2 separate regions of the Homo sapiens genome follow, and region 2 is linked to region 1. The links are chromatin loops, found by intact Hi-C in ENCODE. Cell type or tissue: mammary epithelial cell. All regions are shown on one strand. Links, peaks and the distances in the headings refer to the core of each region. The heading gives the core; the rest is flanking DNA.

Region 1 (2,500 bases), core at 1-2,500:
AGCAGTTCCTGTAACCTTTTTTCAGGGTTCTTAGCTTCATTCCATTGGGTTAGAACATGCTCCTTTAGCCTGGAGGAGTTTGTTACTACCCACCTTCTGAAGCCTACTTCTGTCAATTCGTCAAACTCATTCTCCATCCAGTTTTGTTCCCTTGCTGGTGAGGAGTTGTGATCCTTTGGAGAAGTGGCATTCTGGTTTTTGGAATTTTCAACCTTTTTGTGCTGGTTTTTCCTCATCTTCGTGGATTTATCCACCTTTGGTCTTTGCTGTTGGTGACCTTTGGATGGAGTTTTTGCGTAGTTATCCTTTTTGTTGATGTTGATGCTATTGCTTTCTGTTTTTTCCCTTCTAACAGTCAGGCCCCTCTTCTGCAGGTCTGCTGGAGTTTGCTGGGGGTCCACTCCACACCCTGTTTGCCTGGGTGTCACCAGCAGATGCTGCAGAACAGCAAAACATTGCTGCCTGCTCTTTCCTCTGGAAGCTTCATCCCAGAGGGGCACCCGCCAGATGCCAGTTGGAGCTCTCCTGTATGAAGTGTCTGTCAACACCTGCTGGGAGGTATCTCCCCATCAGAAGGCAGGGGGGTCAGGGACCCACTTGAGGAGGCAGTCTGTCCCTTAGCAGAGCTCGAGCACTCTGCTGGGAGATCCGCTGCTCTCTTCAGAGCTGGCAGGCAGGAACATTTATGTCTGCTGAAGCTGTGCCCACAACCGCCACTTCCCCCAGGTGCTCTGTCCCAGGGAGATGGGAGTTTTATCTATAAGCTCTGAGTGGGGCTGCTGCCTTTCTTTCAGAGTTGCTGAGCTTAGAGAAGAGGAATCTAGAGAGGCAGTCAGTCTGGCTACAGTGACTTTGTGGCACTGTGGTTTTTTTAATGTCAAAAGTACAGAATATAAATTCCACAAATTGTGACAGTCAACTTGATGTTGATTCTGAAATAAATTTAAATTGCATTATTAAAAGATGGTTTGTGGCCCAGTGCGGTGGCTTACTCCTGTAATCCCAGTACTTTGGGAGGTTGAGGTGGGCGGATCACAAGGTCAGGAGATTGAGACCATCCTAGCCAACATGGTGAAACCCCATCTGTACTAAAAATACAAAAATTAGCTGGGCATGGTGGTGCGTGCCTGTAATCCCAGCTACTCGGGAGGCTGAGGCTGGAGAATCACTTGAACCAGGGAGTTGGAGGTTGCGGTGAGCCGAGATCGCGCCACTGCACTCCAGCCTGGCAACAGAAGGGGACTCTGTCTCAAAAAAATAAAATAATAAAATAAAATAAAAAGATGGTTTGTGAGTACTTAGGAATTGGTCACTAGGAGGCAGCATTAGCTCACTAAAAAACAATTCATGCCAGAAAAGAATTAGTTTCCTGACCTAGAAATTACAAATAGACCTTGTTAGAGGAGTGCTATAGACAGTGTTTTGGTATTTAAGCAAAGCATTTGGCAAAGTCTTTTATGGCATCATTTTGAGTAAATTGTATGACATGGTTATGTAGATTTTTGATTCAAGTATACTTACAGAACATGAAGTAATGGATTAATGCCAGCCTTTAGAGAAATCTGTACTGGCATGCCATGAGGCTTTTTTCCTCCAGTCCATTCTATTCACATTTTTATTAATGTCTAGGAGAAAATATTTGTTATTCTGGTAAAGTATGTGAATGACAGAAACTAGAGAAATTAGAGTTCTTGGTATATTGGTTGATCAAATGAGAATCCAAAAGTATCTCCATAGTCTAGAACAGGGTTTGGCAAACTACAGCCTATGGGCTAGATCCATCTGGCAGCCTGCTTTTTGTACAGCTCTCAAGCTAATAATGGCTTTTATGTTTTCAAAGCATTGTAAAAAAAAAAAAAAAGAACAACAAAGAAGGATATGAGATAGAGATCACATACAGCTCACAAAGCCTAAAATATTTACCATACTATCTGACCCTCTACAGAAAAAGTTTGTTTATGCCTAGTCTAGAAAAGTAAGCAGAATTTAACAACATAAAAAATAGATGAATTGAACATCCTGGACTTTATTCCATAACAACAATCAAGCAAAACAATTCTTAGCACAAATTCAGTATTATACAAGATTAGACTTAGCAGCGTGTGTTAAAGTGACTTGGAATTGCTAAATTCAAGTTCAATTAATTATGAGATGTGATTATTAAAAGTTAATATGGCTTAAAACAATATTCATTTATAGAAAAAGAGAATTCAGACAATGGAGACAGTCCCATCCCATTTTTTTCTACAGTGGTCAGATTACACCTGAACTATTACTAGTTTTAGAGGGCAGACAATAAACTAGAGCATTTCCAAAGAATCTGACATGATTAGTTGACAAAGGAGAAGACATAAGGAAGATATCCCAGTGATCTTCACCTGTTTTCACAACTATTCAAAAAAAGAGAGAACAGACACATGTTGAGGGGCTAGAACAAGGACCCTTATATAGAAAATTCTGGGAGGCAGAATTTTCCTTTTTATTTCTAAGGCAGCATTTT
Region 2 (8,539 bases), core at 3,145-5,644, 470 kb after region 1:
AAAGGAAAATGAGACAGTTATTTTTACCACCTACTTAACCAGATTTCACAAAGAGTGACCAAGAGTGACTGATAAGAATTTCTCCCCTTTGGCTGGCATATCAGGTCTGGGGTTCCCTCGAATCTGGCTTCCAGAAGAGCAGAGTGGTTTCGGTTATCCTGTTCACAGCACCTCATCTGTAGGGACCAAGGGAAAGCTTCCCCCTTTACTTTCTGGAGGTTTGTGAATATCAACAAAAGACAGATTAATAAGAAAAAAAAGCATACAAAATTTATTCTAACATGCATAGCACGGGGGAATTGCAGGAGAATGAATGCCCAGCAACCCAATGGAAATGTTTATACACCCTTTTTCATAAGGCAATTGGAGATGAGGGAAATGTGGCAATTTGAGGGATAGTAACATTTTTACGGGGAAATGAATGGACTTGGAGAACACGCAGTGACCTGGGACAAAGTCTCTTGGGCCCACAGAGCAGACAATGGCTGGTAAATGATTCTTTTTGAAATACTGAATGGGACTGTGTTCATTTGTTTTTGCACTGCTATAAAGAAGACACCTGAGGCTGGGTAATTTATAAAGAAAAGAGGTTTATTTGGCTCATGGTTCTGCAGGCTGTACAGGAAGCATGGTGTTGGCATCTGCTCAGCTTCTGGTAAGGCCTCAAGAAGCTTACAATTATGGTGGAAGGTGAAGTGGGAGCAGGCACATCACATAGCAAGAGCAGCAGCGAGAGAGAAAAGGGGGAGACTCTTTTAAGCAATCAGATCTCACATGAACTGAGAACTCATCACCAAGGATATGGTGCTAAGCCATTCATGAGCGATCCACTCCCATGGTCCAAACACTTGCCACTAGGCTCTACCTCCAACACTGGGGATCACGTTTCCAAATGCAATTTGGAGGGGACACACATCCAAACCATATCAGGCACCAAAATAGAAGACGATGGTTTGTGACAGAAGTCTGCCCAGGCATTGACAGCTTGAGTCTTTCTTCCTGCGATATGAGTTAATGAAAACTCAAGGAAAGGACCAGAGGTAATTGTTTTCTTCTTTGGCAGGTGTGGACTTTAGGAAGATAAGGGAACTCCAGAGAACAGCTTTGGGAGAGACAGAACATTGAGAGGCTAAAGGGAGGTGGAGGTAGGGTAAGGTCAGAGAGACCTTGAGGTGCTTACTTCAGTCCAGCATGTTAAAGTGCTATATTTTCGGGTATTGGTTTCTGAGCCCCAGCACTGCAGTTAATATACTGGTACATGGGTCCCTTTACATGTTTGCAATAACTGTTGGATAAATTCTTAAAAGGGAGCCAAGAATTCATATGTATTTGTGATTTTGATAGCTAGTGGGTGGCAAATTGCCCTCCGAAGTGGTTGAAACAACTAACACATCCATCAGCAATGTATGAGAGTGGTTTGCTATCCACTTTTTGGCTATTTGCCAGTCTGATAAGGGGAAAGTGGTATCTCCTGTAGTATTATTAGTTTTCATTTGCATTTATCTAATTTTGAGTGAGCTCAAGCATCTTTTCACATGCTTCAGAACTGAACCTTCAGGGACTGGGCTAGGATGAAGTGAGTGCAGTGCCTTGGGTGAAGAATTTAAGGAGGCATTTACTAAGTTCTCCAGGTCTCCTTCACTTACGTGCCCTAAGCACCTCCCCTACCCACCCTGGTCCCAGCTCTGTGCAGTGCCCTCCTCGCCCTCGCCCTCACCCTCGCCCAGGAACCACTTACATTCCTTTTGTGTGATCTGTCTTTTAATAATCTTTGCACATTTTTCTATTGGGTTGCTGATCTTTTTCTTAACTTGTAGGAGCTTTTTATGCATTAAAGAGATTATTGTGTAAATTGCAGGGTTTATTTTTTTTTTAACTTATGCCTTTGCTTATGAAATTTTGTTTATTTTTGCCATGCAGAAGTTTCACATTTTTTAAATGGCAAATTTAGCAATTTTCTCTTTTGTGATTCTGGATTTTATGTCATAGAAAGACCTACAGTTTGAAGTTATTAAGAAATCATCCTGTTTTCTTTCAGCAATTTATGGTTCTGTGTTTTTACATTTTTACCTTTTACATTAATTCATTTGGAATTTATCCTAGTGTATCGTGTGAGGTATGGGTTCAATTTTACTTTTTTTCAGATGGCTACCCAATTATGGATAATTACCCAATTACCTAAACCATAATTGAATAGTCCACCTTGCCCCCACTATTTTGAGGCTCCCTCTTTATTACTTGTGTATATTTTTGGCTTTGTATTCAATTCTATGAATCTCTGTCTTTTCATATACAAATATTAGAACATACATTTCGAAAAAGAAGCAGAACACACAGGTGTTTGAAGTGATGAAAGGTAAGTTTGCTTTGCTCGGGGCTAATGCATTTATGGACTTCAAATGGAAACCTTTCTTTGTTCATCACTTGGAAAAGCCACCTGTATTTAGGTACCTTAACAAGACTTCCTGTTTACAATATATTTTTACTTGATTGAAAAATGAATATTCTATGACTTTTTGGAGCAGAATGGCAGGAGTTACAATCATGAAAAGCATTCCAAATGACAAGACCACGGTAGGCCAGATCAAGATCTCATGGACAGTTGAGGGAAAGTATTAAAAAATAGAGAACTGGAAAATTTATTGAAAAATGCAGAATATGCTTTTGGCAGCTGTTTGCTTTTAGGACAAACTAGATTTGACATGGAAAAACAAATCACTGCTCCCATAGGCGGCTCTTGAGGAACCGTCTTCTGCCATTCAGTAAATAGGCGGTATCTTTCACAAGTTTTGTTTTATTGCATATGGATCATAGCAATTTTTTAAAGTTTATCAATCCATCTTCTAATGGCTTGAAATTTACTATTTTTTTCTACTTACTCTTCTTGTGTTCTATTTTCACAATTCCCAGCAAAATGCTAGTAATTATAGTGCTTAAGAATATGCTGGAGAGGATGTGGAGAAATAGGAACACTTTTACACTGTTGGTGGGAGTGTAAATTAGTTCAACCATTGTGGAAGACAGTGTGATGATTCATCAAGGATCTAGAACTAGAAATACCATTTCACCCAGCCATCCTATTACTGAGTATATACCCTAAGGATTATAAATCATTCTATAAAGACACATGCACATCTATGTTTATTGCAGCACTACTCACAATAGCAAAGACTTGGAACCAACCCAAATGTCCATCAGTGATAGACTGGTTAAAGAAAATGTGGCACGTATACACTATGGAATACTATGCAGCTGTAAAAAAGAATGAGTTCATGTCCTTTGCAGGGACATGGACGAAGCTGGAAACCATCATTCTCAGCAAACTAACACAGGAACAGAAAACCAGACACCACATGTTCTCACTCATAAGTGGGAGTTGAACAATGAGAACACATGGACACAGGAAGGGGAACATCACATACTGGGGCCTGTTGGTGGGTGTGGGGGGCTAGGAGAGGGATAGCATTAGGAGAAACACCTAATGTAGGTGACGGGTTGATGGGTGCAGCAAACCACCATGGCATGTGTATACCTATGTAACAAAACTGCATGTTCTGCACATGTACCCCAGAACTTAAAGTATAATAATAATAAAAAAAGAATATTCTGAACCTAGTTTCCTAACCAAATCTTGAGTGCTGCCAGCCAAAAAGATTTTTTTTTTCCATCCCACCTCCACATTCACCCAAATGGACTAAGGAAGGGAGATCAGTGACAGCCATGATTGTCATTTAAATGGACTGAATATGATCATGCATGAACAAAGATTTTGGATTCCAACATTTGCTTTCCAAATACTAATCTCATTTCCTCAAAACTGCTTAACAAAACCTCAATATAAGCTTTGTCTCCCTTGTGAGAGCTATGATGAACTTCTTGTGGATGAAGGATTTTTATATCCTTTGAGTTTCAAGTCAGTTTCTAAAGGCCTAATTTAAATACTTCACACATACAATATGAAATTTCAAATATATGATATAAATAAAATACAATGCATGGTGTTTCAGTAATGTTTGGTGTACTCATGCTATTATTTCTTGTTTAGGGAAAGATAAACTCTTTCTATTTTTGGATAGATATATAATCCCCCTCAGAATGAGGCTAGAGACCATCCAATATTTTTTAAATGAAAGTCTATGCCTTATTGCCGTGTTCCTGCTTTTATAGATCATATAGCACAAGTAAACGTGAGACTTGTAATACTGCTTGATGATGACTTTTTCTTGAACTGGTTGATCGTGACATCTAGTGTTCAGTACTAAAATTACATATCTTTCTCAAAAGCAGCTCATAGGGAAACCAGCATAAATTACTGTTTAATTCAGGGCTGGCAATGCACCAAAAAGGCCAAAATACAAAAATGGAAGTGGAGTCATTGGGGCAATAACTGGGGACAGTTTGAATTAGAAGGGTAATTGCTCCTTGATGATAACATCAAGAACTGTAAATTACACTTGGGAGCAATTATGTATGGACATGCAAAGTGAACTGCTCTTCAGACTCAGTTCTGAATCTGTTTTTTTGTTGTTGTTTAGTTCAGTCCTTCTTTGGCTCTTCTCAGACCAGGAGTGTGTATAAATTCACTAGTCAGATTATCTTAAGCAAGTCATAAAATTTCTCAGAGACACAGTCCTCTTATCTATAAATTTGAGATACTGAGTCCACATCATAAAATTCTGGGGGAATTAAATGAGATGTTTCATGTATAATGATCTGGGTTCAGTGCAGGGTGCATTGTGAATAATAAATAGCAGTGCTGGTGATGGGTAATGGTGATGGTGATGCGGGGATGTGTCTGGGAAGTCATTTGCATGGATCTTGATGTCTGGGGGTAGCAAAGACAGGCAGTGACCAGGTGCAGAAATTGTCCAGGATATTGTAACTGGATATTGGGATCAGTGGGCAACAGGGTTCGGGAGAGAGGGATGGAAGAAAGCCTCAGTGTCCTTGGAGAGTTTCACCTGTAGAATTTTTTTTTTTTTTTTTTTTTGAGATGGAGTCTTGCTCTTTTGCCCAGGCTGGAGTGCAGTGGTGCAAAATCTGCCCCCTGGGGTTTTTTTTTTTTTAAGCAATACTCCTGCCTCAGCCTCAGGAGTAGCTGGGACTACAGGTGTGCGCCACCACACCAGCTAATTTTTGTATTTTTAGTAGAGACGGGGTTTCACTATGTTGGCCAGGCTGGTCTCGAACTGCTGACCTCGTAATCTGCCCGCCTTGGCCTCACAAAGTGCTGGCATTACAGGCGTGAGCCACCATGTCCAGCCTCACCTGTAGAACTTTAAGAAGATATAGTAACATGCAGTAGGACTTACTACCCTGCCTCTCAGGAGCTGGATCTCCTTTATTAAGTTCCTAACTTTTCTGAGCCTCATTTTCCACTTTAGTAAAGCGGGGATGAGAGCAGTACTGACCCCGCAGGTTTGTGAGGATTCAATGAGACGGTGCATAAAAGAGCCCTAGACAATGCCTGGCACAGCTTAGTAAGCATGCAGTAGCTAAATGGTAGCCCTTGTTGCTATCTTTTTTGTTTTGTTTTGTTTTGTTTTTTTGAGACAGAGTCTTGCTCTGTCACCAGGCTGGAGTGAAGTGGCGCCATCTTGGCACACGGCAATCTCCGCCTCCCGGGTTCAAGCGATCCCCCTGCCTAAGCCTCCTGAGTAGTGGGGACTACAGGCATGCACCACCATACCCAGCTAATTTTTTTGTATTTTAGCAGAGATGGGGTTTCACTGTGTTGGCCATGATGGTCTCCATCTCCTGACCTCGTGATCCACCCACCTCAGCCTCCCAAAGTGCTGGGATTACAGACATGAGCCACCGCACCCAGCCCCTTGTTGCTATCCAAAGGAAGGAGATGAGGCCGAGTGCAGTGGCTCCCACCTGTAATCCCAGCACTTTGGGAGGCCAAGCCAGGCAGATCACCTGAGGTCAGGAGTTCAAGACCAGCCTGGCCAACATGGTGAAACCCTGTCTCTACTAAAAATACAAAAATTAGCTGGGCGTGGTGGCACATACCTGTAATCCCAGCTACTTGGGAGGCTGAGGCAGAAGAATCGCTTGAACCCGGGAGGCAGAGGTTGCAGCGAGCCGAGACCACACCACTACACTCCAGCCTGGGCAACAGAGCAAAACTCCATCTCAAAAAAAAAAAATATATATATATATATATATATGTGTGTGTGTGTGTGTGTATATATATATGTATGTGTGTGTATATGTGTGTGTGTGTGTGTATATATATATATATATATATATATATATATATATATATATATGAAGGGAGGAGATGAAAGCAGAAGTTTCAAAACAGGACAAACAAAACTCAGACACATGACTCTGCTTCCTCTTTGCTTTGGTATAGGCTGTTCCCTCTGCCTGGAAATCTTTTTCTTCCCTTATGTACCCACATAGGTCACCTTTGGTAGAGCAATCTCTGATTCTGGCAGGCATCGTTGCTCCTTTTACTGTGTTTCCAGTCCCCATAGTCCCTTGTGCTTGACACCTTCTTGTTCTTGCTAGACTGTTTATGCATCGAACCCTCCGATAAACCATGAGCCCCTTGAGGGCAGACCCAGGAAGATTAGGTACTTAAGAAATGTTGAAAGAATTATGAATACACTAAAAATACAAGAGAAAGGGGGAGAAAGAGGGGAGCAGAGAGACAGTGAAACAAGTGTGGCAAAATGTTCACTGAATCTAGGTGAAGGGTACATGAATGTTGGTTGAACTATTCTTGCAACTTTTTCTTTAGGTGTGAAATCTTTCCAAATACAAAGTTGGAGGAGGAAAAATGTTAAGGATTTTTCTTTTTACATTCAAAGCATTCCTTTTTAGGGAGATTGGCCTAGGCTCTCCCCTTCTCTGGCCTCCCTGGGTTGCTCTGGTTGCTCATAAATGCTGTTTGTGACCGAAAGGTGAAGCTATCCTTTCTCTCTGCAGGTCTTTTTACCCAACTTGGCTTCTATCGACTGATGTCCAACCTGTAATTAAAAGAAAAACAGATCCCTCTCTCTCTCTATGTATATATGAGCACCCCACCTGATGTTGTTTGGAAGCTACAGTGTATTTCTGAATTTAGAGTAAGGAGGGAGAACATCGAATTTTGCAAAGAGGAAGCATTGAAACAGCCCTTTGAAAATACATGTTAAGTTCAGAGGCAAAACAAAACAAAAAACACAGCAAACCTGTATGTTGTCCCTTCCAGGTCCCCCTGCTGGGCATTTGCAGAACCGCAGCATCCCAGATCACTCGTTAAAAAATTTCCACGTTGCGCTTTTTGAAAAGCATAAAAGGTGCATGTTCAAAGCTGTATCCTGACCCCATTCCCTCTACAACATACATTGCTTCAGCTGTTAAGCTCTATATTGAATGAAAGCACAATGGGAAAATAGAATTTCAAAACTAAAGCAAAGGTGCATAACAAATACTCTTCAAATGCTTCTGTTTTATGTTATCTCATTTCATTTTAAGAAAGGCCCTGAGGCAAATCCTAGAAGTAAAGACAGCCACACTGCTAAAGCATAGGTGCTGCTTCTCAGTGGAAAATCTGTCTGTCTCATGGTTATCCAAGGCTGAGGTGGTCCTTTCTGATCTAATAGACCTTTTGTCTGCATTTAAAAAAAAGTTCCTAAGAACTAGAACTTCCCCACAATGAATGGCCTATTCCTTGTTATAACACCTTCCCTGTTAAAACGGTGCAAGTGCTTAATAAATGCATGATGAATGGTGGGTTGCTGGGTGGACAGGCACGCAGAGAGGTATTTGGGTTGAGTGTGGACAAACTGGTAAGCTGGAGAAACTGGTGCCAAAAAGGGATGTTTACACTAAGTGCAGATTTGGACAGGATCACTGCTAGATCCCTTCCATCTAAGATATTGCAAATCACAAATTCTGAAGAACTCAGTGGAGAATTCTAAAGCATGGGGTCCACCTGAAGAGTCCCAGACTGATGCCGTCTCTTCTACAGCCACTGGTGTCATTGTTAATCTTGTCCAGTCACATGTCAATGTAACTCTTAGTCAGAAGACAGAAATATACCAAGAGAATCCATGTGTCGTCTGTAGCCCATGCCTCTCTCCTGAGCACCAGACTCATCTGCTAATTCACTGCTTTCCATTTCTACCCACACATCTCACAGCACCTCACGCTGCACGTGACTAAACCTGAGCTCATTATATTTTCTTCCTCCCTTGTGCACGCTCTTGGGTTTCTGATTTTGGTGAGTGACACCTCCACTCAATGAGTCCCCATGACAGACCAGCTGGATGCCTTCTTCATTCCCACCTCTCCATGATCATTGGTGACCCAGTTCTATTTATTCTTGAAGTCTCAGAAGAGCTTCATTTCACATCATCTTCTTTGGACCATTGCAGTGGTCTACTAACTAGTCTTCCTTCCTTTTCTTATTCTTTTTCAGGTGAGCTTTCATTTTACCGTCAGAGGGATTCTAAAATATAAATTATTCCCCTGCCTCTGTGCCCACTCTACCTCTCCCCATTGTCCACAGATAAAAGTCCAAATTCCTTAGCATGGCATTCAG

What was found. A loop is a pair of places that touch in the nucleus more often than their neighbours do. Peaks named below come from ENCODE experiments on the same cell type or tissue, not always from the same donor. Only the 100,000 strongest peaks of a DNase experiment are listed, where the experiment ranks them.
Region 2: it touches region 1 in a loop (7-fold over the local background); 26 of 110 quality-filtered maps call a loop at or near these places.

What each region holds. Positions count from the first base shown.
Region 1 is chr15:70,972,875-70,975,374 of GRCh38, forward strand. The region is part of intron 9 of LRRC49 (leucine rich repeat containing 49); the gene reads left to right. Among named protein-coding and RNA genes, the nearest start is that of LRRC49, 81 kb to the left of the region's middle. In mammary epithelial cell, for the core only: a CTCF peak has its summit at 1,324 (motif pointing right); no DNase peak of the experiment used is centred there.
Region 2 is chr15:71,436,429-71,444,967 of GRCh38, forward strand. All of the region lies in intron 7 of THSD4 (thrombospondin type 1 domain containing 4), which reads left to right. Among named protein-coding and RNA genes, the nearest start is that of THSD4-AS2, 250 kb to the right of the region's middle. In mammary epithelial cell, for the core only: a CTCF peak has its summit at 4,258 (motif pointing left); no DNase peak of the experiment used is centred there; H3K27ac peaks cover 1,079 bases.